Regions from separate parts of the Homo sapiens genome. Here region 2 is linked to region 1. The links are chromatin loops, found by intact Hi-C in ENCODE. Cell type or tissue: heart left ventricle. All regions are shown on one strand. Links, peaks and the distances in the headings refer to the core of each region. The heading gives the core; the rest is flanking DNA.

Region 1 (8,000 bases), core at 1-8,000:
CCTCGGCCATCAGGGCCCTGATTCCACAACACTCTCAGACCCTCAGAAAAGGAATCTGTGAGGTGGGGTCTGGCAATCTGCCTTTGTATCTCAGGTGATTCTGATGTACTGTCAGATTTGGGAATCACTGTCCAAGAATCCCCATTTTCCAATGCCTGTTTCAATGATTCTCTAAATACATAAAGACTGCAGAAGCTACTTATTTCCACCTTCACTTGGCCGTATTCCAAACCTCATGGCTACACCAAAGCCACTGGAATTCTGCAACTGAATTCTCTCTTTAAATTTAGAGAAAAACTCATCAACAGGGAGTTGCAATTGCCCGCTTTCAATGATTTGGGGAGCCTTACTCAAGAAGCCAGGAGTGTCAGATGAGACAGAGGGCCCAGGACCTGCAAACCCCCAGACCTCCATGAACTAACAAAGGCCCTCTTCTTAGAGTTATGACTGCCTGCTGTTTGCCAGTGATCTACCTGCTTGCTATTTAGCTGAAGGCACCACCAAGGAGGGACCCAGCCTGACTATTTTTAAACAGCTATGGCATGTTATCAATGCCCACTACTCCACAACATCAACATTGTATAATCACACAAAGCTCAAGGATACATGGTTTACAGAAGCTAAAGAAGTTGATTTTCCAAAATAGGCTATGTTTTATTCTCATCCAATCTCAATAAAATCCTATCACTCCTTTGCTTAAAACCTTTTAGCAGCTCCTCACAGCATCCAGAACTCTGTCTAAACTCCTTAGTTTGGCCTTCTAGGCCTTGCATGATCCACCCTGACCTGCTTCCCTAAAGCACAGACTCCCCATCTGTCTTCCCTGTGGTCCCTGGACTTGGCCTCGTGTCATGTTTCTCTGTCTCTGCTCAGAATGGACTCCTCTTGTCTTCGTCTTCTTGTCCACTTAGTAAATGCTTCTAAACACTCATCTTAGTAAACATTCATCCTGCTCTTTACCCTCATAACATCTGGAACAATCACTTACAGTGAAACAATGACTGTGTTTCACTACATTTTATCACTGTTTATCTATTTGCCTTCCCCATTAGATCATAAGCTACTTAAGGGCAAGAATTCCAGGCAAGTGCACGGTTCACGCCTGCAATCCCAGCACTTTGGCAGGCCAAGGCGGGCTGATCACTTGAGCCCAGGAATTTTAGACCACCCTGGGCAATATGGAGAAACCTCATCTCTACAAAAAATAGAAAAATTAGCCGGACATGGTGGCGCATGTCTGTAGTCCCAGCTACTCAGGAGACTAAGGTGAAAAGATCATCTGAGCCTGGGAAGTTGTGGCTGCAGTGAGTTGTGATCATGCCTCTGTACTCTAGCCTGGGCAACAGAGTGAGACTCTGTCTCAAAAAAAAAAGAGAATTTCATCCATTTCTGTATTTGTATCCATTTCTGTATCCCCAGTGCTTCATACAGTAGGATTTAATATATGCAGGGTGATGAGGGAGGTTAAGTGACTTGCTCAATGCCACACTGAAAATTTAGCACAAAGCCAGGTCTGGAGCAGAGGTGGCTTGACCCTCATTCAAGGCTTTTCAAATGGTGCCACAGACTCTCCTCAGCAGGGCCCCACACTGTCTTCCCATTACAGTGATGACACTGTAGGAAACTATGTGCCCTATCTGGCTTGATCACCTTGTAACCTATGGTGGGAACCTGTGGGTGCTAGACGGCTGGGGCTGAAGTCTGGCCTATGGAATAGAATTCTCACCAGGGTGTCAATTAAGACCTTGTCAATTAGCACAGTGCCTCAACCCCTACACTCTTCATACAAGCCACCATGCTGGTTTGAGATTCCTCTTGAAATCACAGAAACCTATTTCTCCAACACCCATTTCACAACAGTCATTCTAATCATCTTACCTAGGGTTAAGTAAACCAGTCCAAGGGCCTAATTGGGCCTTTCACCTGTTTTGCAAATAAAGTTTTTCTGGAAAACATCCATGCTCATTTGTTTATATATTCTCTGTGGCTGCAGATTTGAGTGGAGACCCTATGTCCAGCAAAGCGTAAAATACTATCTGGCCTTTATAGAAAAAGTTTTGCAGACCTTTGGATCTAGCCCAAAAAACAGGGAATCAAGACTGCAAACAGCCCCTCCCTTCTACCAAGGGACTGGCTGCCCCTACTCTGGAAGTTAGTGAACCAACTGGCTTTTGAATGAAGTCATTTCTTTTTTTAGCCCTGGTTACAGGCCTGGGATCCAGGAGGAGATTTTGCCTGTCAGAGGCACACAGGGACCTGCAACACCTAGCACATGGCCTGGCACATAATGGCACTCAATTAATGTTTACTGAATAAATAAACAAAGACATGAGAAATCAGCCAGGCTGAGCCTCGAACAAAAGTCCATACTCCTCCTGTCAGTTTCAAGGTGGCCAGTCACACAGGTACCTGGCAGCAGCCGGGTGACCTAGATTTGTCAGACCTTATCTTATTGGCTTTCCTTTCTCGTGTATTTACCCAGCACCTGCCCCCACGATGCTCAGAGCAGGTTGGCCTCTTGTTTTTATAGAGAAAGAGATGGACAGGGAGGAACTCTCCTCCCACACAGACACACTTTGTGTTTTTTCTTTTTTTCTCCCGCTGCGGGAAGAATCAAGAAATATGGGGGCTTCGAGCTTCAAAAAGCTCCATGAAGTCTAGTTTCACTGGCTTCCTCTCTCCTCAGGCTTCCTAGGTGAATGTTTCTGGCATGAACCTTAACGGCCCTCTCAGAGTTGTACCTGTCGTTTGGAACATTTGGCATCTGAAGGGGAAAGGCCAGCTGTGGATAAAGCTGGCAGCTTTCAGAAGGTCAGGAATGTAAACAAAGCAGCCCCCACCCAGTGGGGAGAGGCCTGGTCCTGAGAATACAGACATTCCTCCAAAGATGCATCAGAGAACAAGGGGCTGCCCGACTCGGCTGGGCTAGCTCAGGCCGACTCTGCAGGGGAGGACAGGGACCATCAGGGAAACAAAAGGCACTTCAGCCTCTCATGAAAATTAGGCAAACTGAATGGAAAGCACTATGGAAATGCTGGTTTTTCAGCTGCCCCGGATAACCTTAGGGGCCAGGCTCAGGAAGGAGATCCTTGTTGCTGCTGCCACCAACCGCTTTTTCAGGTGCTGGGTCTTCCAGGAACCAAAGGGTACCGTGTGACAGGCTCAGTGAAGGCAAAGCTTGCATCTGTTTGCCACTGTAATTCCCAGGGTCTAACACGTAAGAGGAGCTCACACAATGTGGAATAAATGACAGGGCCCTCTGCAGGAGGGTTTGCTCAGGGATTTTTTGTTTTGGTGAGGAAACACTTTTCTGTTTCCTCATTTATCTGCTGGGACGCTAAGGTCACAGTTAGCTTCCCAACAGATAAATGAGGAAACAGAAAATTGCTCTTGGTGGAGCCAACCCTAACAAGAAGGAAAAGGAGCTCCTGGGCCCCCAAAGATAGAGAATTTTCCTTTTGATGATCATAATTTACCCCTTCAAAGACCCAAAGGTGTCAGGGGCTAAAGGGGAGGGGAGAACTAGTGCCACCTGCTCCACCTCTTGACATCACTGTAGTCTGGAGGGGAGGGAGTTTATGGACTGATTAGATGTTGTTGTTTCTAGCGGCAGCTGGCAGAGCCATCTCCTCCTCTCTTCCTCTCCCCCTCCTCCTCCAACTCACTGTCCAGCCACCAGCAATAAGCCAGGGAGAGGAGGGAAACAGCTAAAGCTCCCCTTGGCTGGGCAGCCCTTACCCCAGAGATAATACTCTGGGTCACCAGGTCAAACCCTCCTCTCAGCAGCTTTGCTGAGTGCTTTGGAAACAAAGGTTATCAGAGATTCTCTTTTGGTTTTGTTCTTTCAAGATAAAGAAAGTGGTTTCTTTCAAAAGATTCCCCCCCACCCGAAGTGTCACAGAAGGAATCAAACTGACAAGCAACTCTCAGCTCCAGCTTCACTCTCCAGGCCAGGGACTTCTCTTCCAGCCGCCTGGGCTGCTGTGTCACAGCCAACTGAGGTCCTCGGGTGGGTCAGAGGCACAGTAACCACCTGACAGACTAAAAGGGAAGGAGGCAGGGACAGGCTTTTCCATTTACATTCTAGAGAGGCTTCGCTGCTGCCTGCAGGTAAGGCCCCAGAAAGCTGTGGTGGAAGGTGCTGCTGCTATTTCATCACCTCCTGAGACCTGCTGGTCCCCCTGGGATAAGGAACAAGCGATTCCATGAGGAGAGGCCTCAAAAGACGACAGATGACAACTGTAGGGCTCAAGGGCAACTGCTGAGACTCTCCAAAAACAAGGGCAACAAGCAAGAGTGCCAGGCTTGTTGGGGTGCCAGGCCCTAGTTCTGTCACTTTCCATTTGGTTTTCTTTAGTGACTATTCATAGAATAACACTAGCTTCCAACATTTATTGAGCACTTATCACGTGCCAGGCCCTGTGGTAAGAACTTCACATCAATAACCTCATTTAATTTCCACAAAAATCCTATCAGGTATCTAATATTACTATTATTCCCATTTGCCAGTGAGGCCATTAAGACGCAAAGGCGGATGGGCGCAGTGGCTCATACCCGTAATCCCAGCACTTTGGGAGGCCGAGGCCAGTGGATCACCTGAGGTCAGGAGTTCGAGATCAGCCTGGCCAACATGGCGAAACCCCATCTTCTACAAAAAATGAAATAAACAAATAAATAAATAAATAGCCGATGTGGTGGCAGGCACCTGTAATCCAGCTACTTGGGAGGCTGAATAGGAGAATTGCTTCAACTCGGGAGGTGGAGGTTGCAGTGAGCTAAGATCGTGCCATTGCACTCCAGCCTGGGTGATAGAGCGAGACTCTGTCTCAAAAAAAAAAAAAAAAAAAAAAAGACACAGAGGGATTACTTAATGTACACAGCTACTAAATGAATAAGCCAGGTGGTTGGGCTCGGAGTTATACCACGAGCTGCTATGTTATATGGCCTCATATCATCTTATGCTACTACATTAGACTCAGAAGACGCAGGGGGGAAGTAGAAGGAACTTTAAAGACAGTCTAACCTATTGCACTCATTTGGATAAATGAAGAAAAGGGAGAGCCAGAGAGATGAACAGTCTTGCCCAAGATCACAGCGCTTGACACTGTCAATCTTCCAGATGCCAGCCCTCTCCCAGGGCTATGTGCACCAGCTATGTGCAAAGTGGTGTGTCGGGGGAGGTGGCAAAGTGCAAAATCAAGAGGCCCTCAGTTTCTCTCTGGGCCTTGGTTTCCTAATCTGTAAAATGAGGAGTTGAACTAGAAACTCCAGGTTCAAAGGTACCTCCAGCCACAAAGTTCTGAGCATCTATGACTCCAGGACATTGAGAATCTTGTTAGGAAGCAAGACAATTATACATAAAAAGTGCACGCAACCATAACAACACAGACCATACCACAAGACAGTCATTAATTTCCAAATGAACAACCAGAGAGTGAGTTCTACAGACATTCAGAGCATCCTATAAGCCAGGAAGACTCACTAGAAGAAAAAAAGATGTGAACTGGTCTTCAAGAATGGGTAGGAACTGAATAGAGAGAGAGGAAAGGAGAAGGATTCACCAAGGCAAAGGAAATGACAGGAGGGAAGAAAGGGTGGGATTTGCCACAAGGATTACTGAGTAAGACCATAAAATAGGCAAGGCCAAAAGAACCTAGGCCACACTGCGAAGCGGTAGCAAAAAGTACATGAGCAGATCTGAATCTGAACCCATCTGGCTTCTTGGTAACCTGGTAACCTATGGCCTTAATCCCCACATTGAAAGGATGTTGTAAAATAAGTGATGGAGTAAGTAAAATACCTAAAGGAGTTCCTGGCACACAGTAGGTGCTCAATAAAGAGGAAAGTGTTCAGCTGGGTGCGGCGGCTCATGCCTGTAATCCCAGCATTTTGGGAGGCTGAGGCAGGTGGATCACTTGAGGTCAGGTCAGGAGTTCGAGAGCAGCCTGGCCAACATGGTGAAACCACACCTTTACTAAAAATACAAAAATTAGCCGGGCCTGGTGGCGGATGCCTGTAATCCCAGCTACTTGGGAGGCTGAGGCAGGAGAATTGCTCGAACCCAAAAGGCGGAGGCTGCAGTGAGCAGAGATCACGCCACTGCACTGCAGCTTGGGCAACGGAGTGGGACTCCATCTCAAAAAAAAAAAAAAGAAAAAAAAAAAGGGTAAGTCTTTAGGACCAGTGTGGTGGCTCACCTGTAATCCCAACACTTTGGGATGCTGAGGTGGGAAGTCTGCTTGAGGTCAGGAGTTTGAGACCAGTCTAGGCAACATAGCGAGACCCTGTCTCTCTCTCTCTCTATATATATATCTATATATACATAGAAACTAAGAAGGTGTTCAATCAATAGTAGCTAATAGCAGCAACATAGATTTTCCATCTTGTGTGTTTGTTACAACACCAAACAACCTTATCTGTAACATTCTTCTACCCTCCATGGTGAGCCTTGCATTCCCTTGTTTCCTAAACATCACAGGCTCTTTAAGTGCAGGAATCATCTTATCCCTACCATCTAGGTTTAAATGTTGTTTAAAGCACAAGAAATATTGAACTGAACAAGTAGTGTATGACAGTGGATTCTAGTCAGCCCCCAAACGCAAACAGCCAAGCTAGCAATGGTGCAGATTTACCATTCCAGAGGCCAGAGGGAGTGCCACTGCTCAAACAGAAACAGAGGGATCCTGCACCCACTCCTTGCTTCCCAGGTTGAACACCCTGATGAAAAAGAGTTTCTTTGGATTTCTGACTGGGAACACAAGCTTGATTACCAGTGTCCCTGCTGAGAGCCTAGACGCTAATATACAAACCAGTCTTATGATTGGAACCTTAAAGGCATCTGCAAACCACAGAGTTAATTTTCAGGGTACGCCTCATCGCTCAAGTCAACATTTCCTTTTGGTATTTAAAGTAACCACACAGAAAGAATCACATTTGAGCAGATTTTGTGCTCCAGCTGCCTGCAGTCTGCAGCAAAAGAAAAACAAAACATAAAGATGATTCACCAGATTTGGTCCCAGCAGCTCCCTTGATACTAAATTGGTGAGCAACTCTATGTGTGCCCAGATCATTAATTTTCACAGGGAGCAGGCGTGACTGTGCGACAGGTCTGCCTCCCATTTAAAGCATGTGACTTCCTGAACCCAATTCCCCTTGTCCATGCCTACACATGATAAACACAATTAAAAAAAAAAAAAAACCATAGAATGCTTCTATTTCTTTGCCAAGCAGTGGTCAATGAGTATTTGCTGAATGACCACCATGTACCTGGAACACATTCGGACCACTGCAATGGACAGACACCACTTGCCCCATTCTAGTCTCTTCCTCACTAGTTCATCTACCACACCACAGCAGCACTAACCATTTGCTGGTCATGTCATTACTTGCTTAAAAGTCTTCAGTAGCAACCAACTGTCAATGGGACAACATCCTAGCTTCTATTCTTCTAATAATCTGGCTTCTACCTACACCTTTAATGTTTTCACAGTTTTTCAACCTCTACCCCAAAGAACGGCTGCTCCCTGTGTGCTCCCTGCCTCTGGCTCTTTGTTCCTGATGCTCCTTTTACCAGCTCCTCCCCATCATTTGAGGCTTCTGCTTCCAGGCACACTTCAATGCCACTTCTTCCACCAAGTCTTCCCAGAACTGCATTTTCTAGAAAGATGGATCTTAAAGTTTGGTTGTGTGTGTGTTTTTTTCCTTTTTTAACCAACAGTATCTTTGGTGGAGAGCCTGATGAAAGCCATGAAACCCTCTCTAGAAAAATATACATGCCCACAGAATGACACATGCAATTTCATGGAGTCCTTGAAGCCAGTCCACGGACCCAGATTGAAACTCACTGATAAAGATCTCTATCTGAGTAATAAGTCATTCACTCAAATATTCACTGAGAATCTACCAGTCTTAGGAGCTGTGCTGCTGCTAGAGACACAAAAACGATGTCACAATCATCTCCTCAAGTAATTCACAGGCTAATGGGAAACATGCGTCATCAC
Region 2 (9,581 bases), core at 606-8,605, 60 kb before region 1:
TGTCCTTAAATCTGAAAGAATAATGAACACACGCCAACAGATAGCTTAGGTTTATTTGGTGACTTGCGCCACATACTTTGCGAATATCATCTCAGTCATCCTTTTAGCATCTCTCTCAGGCACATACTCTCCTCTGTGGTGGCTCATGCCGGTAATCCCAGCCCTTTGGGAGGCCGAGGCGGGCAGATCACTTGAGGCAAGGAGTTCGAGACCAGCCTGGCCAACACGGTGAAACCCCATCTCTACTAAAAATACAAAAATTAGCCGGCTATGGTGGCATGCGCCTGTAATCCCAGCTGCTCGAGAGGCTGAGGCAGGAGAATCATTTGAACCCAGGAGGCAGAGGTTGCAGTGAGCCTAGACTGCACCATTGCACTTCAGCCTGGGTGAGACCCCATCTCAAATCAATCAATCAATCAATCAATCAATCAATCAATAAGGGAAAAGCTATCACACAGCAGAATACAGTCCAAGGGTAACTACTGAAGGGCCAGATCAAGGAGCAAAGTCTATCATGTATCAACCTTTACAGTGTCCCCAAGGGTCAGCTGTGTATAGGGGCCCACACAGAATTTGGAATCCAAATACATCTCTGGATCCCCAGGCCTGTGTTTGACTCGCCAGGTAGTAATGAGATGTCTCCATTTTCTGCAGGCTGAATGATTCCCTCAGAGCAGAAGTATAAGCATATTTATTGTTTTTCCTTCTATCATAAACAGTTATTAGTTGTGGCCCTTTCTCCCTTCCAAATAGGTGCCCAAATTTCTGGAAGTGGAAAGGGCCCAACTTTCCCATATCAGGGGGTGGGCCCCACTGGGCGTGAGCCAATCAGTGTCTTCTGTCCTGTGAGCTCCCGATTTATGCTGGTCTATAACCTGAGATGGCCTTCTCAGGATGGACCTCCAGGGATTGCTGGAACTTGGACTCTTGTCAGCCTGGTAAATGGTATGTCTTAGATCTGCTGCAGCCGTCGTGGAAAACTTGAAGCTGCCAGGAGAGAGGGGTTCCAACATGTGGTGGCTAAAGAATGAATCCAACTCAAAGGAAGCAGAGCCAAGAAATGGATCCATGCTGTTTGAATCTTGGATCAAATTGTGCCTGGATCTCCAGTGAGACAATAAATTCCTGTATTACTCAAGCCTATTTGAGATTGTTTTCTTTCACTTGAAACATTAAACTTTTAAATTGATACACCCTAGTTAAATTATAAACTGTGTGACAGCAGGGACTGTGTCTCTCTCTTTTTTTTCTTTCTTTTTTTTTTGTTTTGAAACAGAGTTTCACTACCGTCACCCAGGCTGGAGTGCAGTGGTGTGATCTTGGCTTACTGCAACCTCCGCCTCCTGGGTTCAAGTGATTCTTGTGCCTCGGCCTCCCAAGTAGCTGGGACCACAGGTGTCTGCCACCATGCCTGGCTAATTTTTTGTATTTTTGGTAGAGATGGGGTTTCACCATGTTGGCTAGGCTGGTCTCAAACTCCTGACCTCAAATGACCAACCAACTTGGCCTCCCAACATGCTGGGATTACAGGCGTGAGCCATTGCGCCCGGCCCAAGACTGTTTCTCTTGATCACTTATGTGTCCCCTGGCACGTGGTAAGGATTCAATAAATAACTTTTGAATGGATGCATTTTAGCTGCAAGGAACACCCATAAACTCTCTTTTACTCAGCTGACAGCTAAGGAATCTGGTGTTATATAAGAAAGTGATGATGTGGATCTATAAGTTGGACCTTACCCCAACACTGGGATTTTTCTAATCACAGGAAATCTTCCAGTAAATATGTTGGGGTCTTTGAGGAGGCCCCAAAATAGCAGTCTGCTCCCTTCTCTGTGAATTTTGAATTGAATCAGAAGATAGCAGCAAGCTAGATGAGGACCAAAAATAACCTTTTCTACTGATAAAGCTGATATTAGAGAACGTGGCTTATATCATCAGACAATCGAGCTTCCCGATACTCAACTTCAGAGTTAGGCAGACTTGGCGGCTCGATGACAGGCAGCTGAGCTGGAATGGGCCTACTCTTCCCACCCCACGGGAGCGAAGCTTGCTCCCAAGAAGAAAAGAGAGGATGATATAAGGCACAGTTCCTCCTTCCAAACTCACCAGTCATATTAAACCACTCCTCCTTCTCAGGGAAGAGGGGGCGGGTGGAGAGAAGCAAGGAGTGTTTGGACTCCTTTCAGAAGAAAGAAAACATCAGGAGTGGAAAGACCCAGTCTCCCTCACACACACACGTGTGATTTGGTCAGGTCATTGATTCTACTTTGTTTTCAATCAAAATGGGTGATATTTCCAAGTGGTGGGATACGTTTGCTGTCTAAAATATAGAATAGCTCACATAGAATAGCTCCATAGAATAACTCACACATCACAATATCAAGCTCCCCAAGGAGTTAGAGATCTTCATTTAAAATTATGCAAAATTCAAAAGAAGAAACAAGAATTCACGACGAAATTACACAATCAGGGGCACTAGGTGGCAATAAGCCTTTTGCTCTCTCACCATGCCCATCAAAGGCATTTCAAGAGCACTGAAAGCTCACACTCTTCCCACGCCGACTGTCAGTTTCTTTCTGGATGATCTCAGAGCCACACAGAGCATTCTTAGTCACTGGGAGAACAGAACCAAAGCTTAACTCCTTGGTGGCACCAGGGGAAATGGCACTTCAAGTTGGATTCCAGGAAATCCAGGGAAACACTTGACATAGGAAGTCTGCGACCACATTCCCAGTTTCCCCAGTGTCAAGGCTGGGGCCATGAGCATTGTTCAAAATACTCAGGCCTGCATTGTGTCTGTCTGCCACATGCTTTTGGTTTTACTCACCAGGGCACTTTTTCCTGTTTCTGTTTTTTGGAATTTTTTGGTTTTGCTTTTTAAGGTAAACATGTACCATCTAGGCTTCAAGAAACTTCCTTGAATAAACATCGTTTGTCGATTTGAAGTTTGATACACAAACTACCAGCTGAATTGGACAATCATAACCCCCCAAATGAGCCAAAATACATTTAAAATTCAACATGGATTTTCCTAAAACTGGTATTGGCTGTTTAATGTGACTGAGCCCGGTGAGAAACAGGATGCCCTGAACTCAGCAGAGATCCCCTCTGTTCTTGCTGCCAAGATAAAGTTTTGCTCTAATCTTTTTTTTTTTTTTTTTGATACGGAGTCTTGCTCTGTTGCCCAGGCTGGAGTGCAGTGGCACGATCTCAGCTCACTGCAACATCCGCCTCCCGGGTTCATGCCATTCTCCTGCCTCAGCCTCCCGAGCAGCTGGGACTACAGGCGCCCACCACCACGCCCAGCTAATTTTTTGTATTTTTAGTAGAGACGGGGTTTCTCCATGTTAGCCAGGATGGTCTCGATCTCCTGACCTCGTGATCCACCCGCCTCAGCCTCCCAAAGTCCTGGGATTACAGGCGTGAGCCACCACGCCCAGCCTGCTCTAATCTTAAGTAGCTTGCTGGTGGACTATTTGCTGGAGGTCACTAAGTAGACTTTGCTGGCCAGTCTTGGGAGAGAACCCAGGCTGACAAAGGAAACCTCGAACACAGCAAGATTGAGACAATATGTTCCCATCCTCTCTTCTCAAATGTAAAGCTATTTTCTCATCTATTACCTGCCCCTATTTTTACCATGAGAAGCTCTCCAATGCCACTTTAGCTATCGATAATTGGCAGTGAGTTTTGCAATTAACAGCTGCCCAGAATCAATTCCAAGGATGCGCAACTGAAACCACTTTTAAAAAGGCAGAGTTGGGGATTACTCAGCTGCCTACCTGACCTCCAATCCTTTTTCTTACCCCATACAAACCATTTGCTGGAAGAATCTGAAACTTGAACCACGTACCTAAATGCCCAGTTCTGGGTATGGGGTAGATATTTGAGAAATACTTCGATTGATTGATGTGTGCCCGGGGGAAGGGTACGGGCAGATCCACAAGGAGTTGCTGTGTAATTCATAGTGAGGAGTGGCTCTCCTGCTGACTCAAGACTCCTTTCTTATTTCAGGCCAAAGACTCCAGGGACAGATTTGGGTTAGAAACCTGGCCTCAGGGAAAAGCAAATGAAGCCTGTTCATTCCCCAGAAGAGAAGCAATAGAGAACTGCTCACCGTGATGGGCGCACCTCAGCTTTGCTAATTTATCGTCCTCATGAACCGCACCAGCAAGGGGCCTTCTATGAGGCCGAACTTCCCACTCACCCGAGCCTGTTGGAGACATGACCCAAGGCTTTGGGGGCTTTCTCGCAGCTTCTGCTTAAATGGAGGCAAGGAGGGAGCCAGTCCTTTCACCATGACCTCTAAATGACTCCAGTGCTGAAGGCTGTGGGGCCTTCGATCACTCGAAAACTAGGAGACATATATTTTTAGACACATGCTGTCATCTGGGCAGCCTTAAGTAGATGTTTTCTCTGTCTTTCCTCAGATCTAGTGGGTTTGCAAGAAACCCTCCCAGGGCAGCAGCCTTAGAGGAAGTGCCTGCTAATGCAAGAAGGAGGGCAAGGGGGACAGCAAGCTGGAGCCTGGAGCTGCTCATGCGCTTGGAATCCTCGGCGGGCGCAGGCGGGGATTTACGGACCTGCCTTTTCCCTCATCATTCCGCAGGAAGCTTCTTTAAATGAGCCTCAGCCCAGCAGCTCTCATGGGGCCTGGTGTTTATAGTGGAGACTGAGATAAAAGAACCGTGGAGATGCCAGCCCTGGATATCGACCCCACGGTCCAGGAATCATCAACTGGGCCCGAGGGCAAATTGTGTTCTGTTTTCTCTGTGCGAAATGCCAGAATGCTCCTGCCTCGAAGAGGTTGACTCTGTTGTCAGCTGTGGGAAAAAACAGCCAGAGTTGCTATTTACACCCTGAACTGCAAGCTGGGTAAAAATAGCGCTAGCAGCTTGGTCCAGCTTCAAACCCCACTGCAGAGAGATTATTTTTGGAAGAGAAGATTTTCCTCCCCACCCACAGATCTGAAAATGGTCACCTCCCCGGAAGAAAGGGGGAGAGATGATCCCACGCAAAGGTGAAACCTACCCCCTTCCCACTTTCCCTGCCCAGGACAGCACATCAAGAGACAGACAAGAAATGCCCTCCCCTGACAGCAGGTCAGGCCCAGCACAGCCCTGCAGCTGACCTAGTTCAAGGTACAGTGAGAATTAATTAACTTTGACTAAGTGAGAGGAGGCAGCTTTCTGAACCTGGATGCTGCACCATCCTGTTGCTTGTTATGGCTAAAGGCAGAAAAAATAATTGATCAAAAGAGTACGCAAGACCCCAAAACAATAGCTCAGAGCCTGAGGGTCAGGAAATTACTCTCCAGCCCTCCCACTCCGGATAGGCCGTGATACGGCTGTACAATGATGAACAAATTCCCAAAAGCTTGGTCTGGTCCTGCTTCTGTGTTGAGAACCCCTGGCAGCTGGGGGCTGAAAATTCTTCCCTCAGCTACTTGCTAGAGCTCAGGACCCGGTGTCTGGAGTTCCAGAACCTCCTTCAGGTTCAGGAAGTGATCCACATGACAATCAGTGGAAGAAAAGTCATTCCTTAATAGCATGCCCTTTATTCTGTAAAAAGATATTTTATAGGTACATCTAAGTATGTGGATTATGCTATCTTAGAACTCTAAAAAGATATACACATGTGGATAGTTCTTATCAGGTAAAACTATATTAAGACTATGTGAAAAACAGCAGAGAAAAATACCAGATCCATGGTGTCATGAAATTGTTCTATAATCTGAAAGCACCCAGGCTGCCCAGAGCTGAAACCAAGAGGTGCTTAATAAGTATTTTTAGGGAGGAAGAGAAAACACCTCCCACATCCTACCTCCATCCAAACCTCCTTCTACGGAGATCCAGGAACCAAAATGAATCTTCCAGTTTGAGAAGACATACCTCGGCATCCCCACCCACCTGATAGAAAGGCGAGAGAATGACATAGCGCTCCCCCAACCTCTCAGCACCCCCTACCCAACACACCAGATCTTCACTACCCTGGCCTCAGTGTGAGCTTTGGGGTAGCAACAAAGTCGGGGACACCTGGGTCTAGGTAGAAGTGGCACAGATGGGCATGTGCCAGGGGCACAAGGGCAGCTCATGCCTGGCTTCTCCTCCGGCGGCAGACAGACTGAGGTTTTAGTCTCGTCATTGTCACCTGCTAGCTGTATGACCAACTCACTTCACCTTTTTGAAATCTGTTTTCCTCGCTAAGAGGGCTGATACCACCCACCTGCTGGGGTTGGTGAGAACGAGCTGAAGCAGCACGTGTGAAGGCTGTTTGGTGGCTGCTGCAGAGTGAGGGCTATTGTGCATCCAGGGGCAGTCCTGTTTCTCCGGGGCATATCCTGGGCCAGATTCGGGGATCTGTCTTACTTCCAGCTACCTGACGATGGGGAGTCTACCAGACGGCTAAAGTCTGAACTCTCTGAGAAATGCATGGCATTGACAGAAATTGCTAAAAATGTCCTTTCTCCACAGTGTGAGGCCCTCCTGCACCCTGCCCTTCATTTACCGTGGCCCTTCACCTGAAATGAAAATGGTCACCTCCAAGGAGCCAGAAACAGAATCTCCCTAATTGGGTGTCTCTGCCAATGGGGGTTGTCCGGCCAGCTAAGGGCTGGCTCAGCACAGGCTTCTCAGCTGAGGGAGGTCACGGAAATGGAGTCCCAGTGCCCCTTTCCAAGTCTCATCTACTCATGACATCGGGAGGGAAGAGTTGCTGCTCTGCTGAGTCATAGCTATTTAAGCTATCAGTACTCCGGGCTCGGAGACTCCCCAAGGACCTGGGAAAGACAGCTCAATATCCCTTTGATCAGGACTGCTTCGGGTTTCTATTTCCAAAGTTGAGAAATCCAGATAATGCTGACTCCTGCCCAGGAACGAAGTGAGCTCAGGTCTCTCTCACTGACCTCCTGCTGAGAATTGTAGGCCAAGGTGGCCGGGCTCTCCCTTCCAGCCTAAGTCAGCTTCCTTCTGAGTCAGCATTCTTCACCTCCCTATTAATAGCCACTGCTTTGGCTGACTCCATGCACAGTATGATTACAGTTTAATAATACGTCTCAAACCAGGAAGCAGTCACCTTCCTGGAGCTGGGCTGTGGAGGGCCCCCAGAGCAGAGGCTCCATCCCAGAAAGCAGAGGCCAGAACAGCTGCAGAGAGGCTGGGGAGACAACGTAATTGGCCTGCAAGACAAGTCACTGCTTTGGGGGTTCTGTCTCACTGAGCTTCCTTTTGTTTAGGGCAGGAGACATGGACACAGGCTAACTTTCATTTTATTCTCACAGATATTCTTGGGCAGGACTGAAAAAGTGTGGCTATCTTATCCAATTATGCAGACCCCTCAGCTCACTGGAACGGCCAGTTCTAGGCCAACCTGGGGTTAGCCCCTTCCAGTGTCACCTTTTCCCTGTCACGACAGTAACACTGTGGCCTACTTAAAGAGGCTCAGGGCCAGGTGCAGTGGCTCACACCTGTAATCCCAGCACTTTGGGAGGCCAAGGTGGGCGGATCACGGATCACCTGAGGTCAGGAGTTCAGGACCAGCCTGGCCAACATGGTGAAACCCCATCATTACAAAAATACAAAAATTAGCTGGGCATGATGGCGGGTGCCTGTAATCCCAGCTACTCGGGAGGCTGAGGTGGGAGAATCACTTGAACCCAGGAGGCAGAGGTTGCAATGAGCCAAGATCGAGCCACTGCACTCCAGCCTGGGCAATACAGTGAGACTCTGTCTCAAAAAAAAAAAAAAGGATCAGATTGTCCAGATGGGATGGGATGCTGAGACCAGATTGAACCCCAGCAAAAAATAAATAATTTTTTTTCACTTCACCCCTCTTCCCTTTCTCTGTTTCTCCCCAGGAAAGGCAAACAAGCTAAACGTGCTTTAGCATTAGATCATACTGAGAAGCAATGAAGTCAGGCCACCCGGTAATTTGTTCCAGACTTCCCATCCCTTGTGGGCCCTGAATGGGCAAAACATACAGGTTTAGGAGCCAGACATCCTGGGTTCAAATTCTCACTTAGCCTCTGAGCTGAGAGGGCTTAGTAAATTTACTCCACTTTTCTGAACCTCCATCTTCTTATGTATATAAAAGGGATAATAATATATCCTGAAATGATTTTAATGCAAATGAAATGAGACAACTTTAAAAAGTATGCCAAGTACTGTGCCTGGAGTATAGTAAGTGATCAATAAACTGTCTTAATTTCTCTTTTCAAAAAATAAAAAATGGGGAAATGTGAGGACAAGCCAAGATCATCCAAACCCCTCACACTGGTGGGAAAACATGACCAGCACCTCTCAGTGTGCAGGCCCATGATGTAAACGTCTGTGGTATGAGGGCCCATGAGAACAAACAGAACGTTGTTTCTCTCCTCTGGATTCATACCATTCAGAAATTCCAAAGAGTGGCACAATCTGGACCGTGACAGGTTCCACTGAAGCCAAAGTGAGGCGTCTCCTGGCTCCATTTATCCTCCCTGTTAACAGTTCTCAGAAGTCTCATAGTTCATAGGCTGGGCGTGGTGGGTCATGCCTGTAATCTCAGCACTTTGGGAGGCCGAGGTGGGCAGATCACCTGAGGTCAGGAGTTCAAGACCAGCTTGGCCAACGTGGCAAAACATCGTCTCTACTAAAAATACAAAAATTAGCCGGGTATGGTAGCAGGCACCTGTAGTCCCAGCTACTGGGGAGGCTGAGGCAGGAGAATCACTTGAACCCGGGAGGTGGAGGTTGCCGTGAGCCAAGATCGCACCACTGCACTCCAGCCTGGGTGACAAAAGGGGACTCTATCTCAAAAAAACAAAAAACAAAAAACAAAAAAGTCCCACAGTTCATAAACAAAGGATGGCACCATGAAAAACACAGGCAAGCCGAGGGTACAGAAGGGCTTCCATGAGGCTGGGTGTTTATCTATATTTCAAGGTCCCCCTTAAAAGAAACAGGTCAGCCAGGCCTTTGGGTGAACCCTGCTATCAGGAAGGCCAAAGGAGAAACAAAATATCATGGGTGCCCTGTTTTTCAACCTGCTGAGAAATAACCTGCCCCCAGACACCTGATTATTAGATGACAAATAATGGTCTCTTTAGCCCAGTCCCAGTTGGCGTCCCTCAGCAGCCTGCAAGTCTGGGGTGGGTGGGGGTGGGGTCGGACTTTGTTCTTGCCACAGCTCTCTTCCCTCTTGCTTGCCAAGAGCTCACATATATCTGATGGGAGCCAGCCAGCACTGCTGGCAGCACAAAGTGGGGCCAGCCCCCCCATGACCTACCCTCACCCAACATTGCCCCCAGCTGACTAGGGGCTTCTGTGGCAGAGGAGAGAGCGGGCACTGAATTGACTTGGGCTCATTGCCATAGAGGCAGCCCAGAATTCCCCTCACCTCAGTAGGCAAAAGAGTGGTCCTTGTGTCCTTTGTGTTAACTCTAACCTGGGTTCTACCTACAGGCAGATGTTGAGGGGGATGAGAACGCTGTCTTTTTTTTTTTTTTTTTTTGAGATAGGGTCTCATTCTGTCACCCAGGCTGGAGTGCAGTGGTGCAAACACAGCTCACTGCAGCCTTGACCTCCCTGGGCTCAGGTGGTCCTCCC

Evidence for each region. Peaks named below come from ENCODE experiments on the same cell type or tissue, not always from the same donor. Only the 100,000 strongest peaks of a DNase experiment are listed, where the experiment ranks them.
Region 2: a loop joins it to region 1, with 2.4 times the contacts of the local background. A loop is called at or near these places in 48 of 110 quality-filtered maps.

Annotation. Positions count from the first base shown.
Region 1 is chr17:59,361,464-59,369,463 of GRCh38, reverse strand. All of the region lies in intron 2 of YPEL2 (yippee like 2), which reads right to left. It overlaps MIR4729 (microRNA 4729), which reads right to left and starts at 3,381; the gene lies at 3,310-3,381. RefSeq lists a silencer at 1,422-1,716 and enhancers at 2,273-3,042, 3,043-3,812. In heart left ventricle, for the core only: a CTCF peak has its summit at 3,272 (motif pointing left); no DNase peak of the experiment used is centred there; H3K4me3 peaks cover 959 bases; H3K27ac peaks cover 5,583 bases.
Region 2 is chr17:59,420,698-59,430,278 of GRCh38, reverse strand. No RefSeq gene overlaps it. Among named protein-coding and RNA genes, the nearest start is that of MIR4729, 59 kb to the right of the region's middle. RefSeq lists a silencer at 2,436-2,565. In heart left ventricle, for the core only: no CTCF peak of the experiment used is centred there; DNase peaks (open chromatin) are centred at 2,011, 4,558 and 7,051; H3K4me3 peaks cover 1,413 bases; H3K27ac peaks cover 7,417 bases.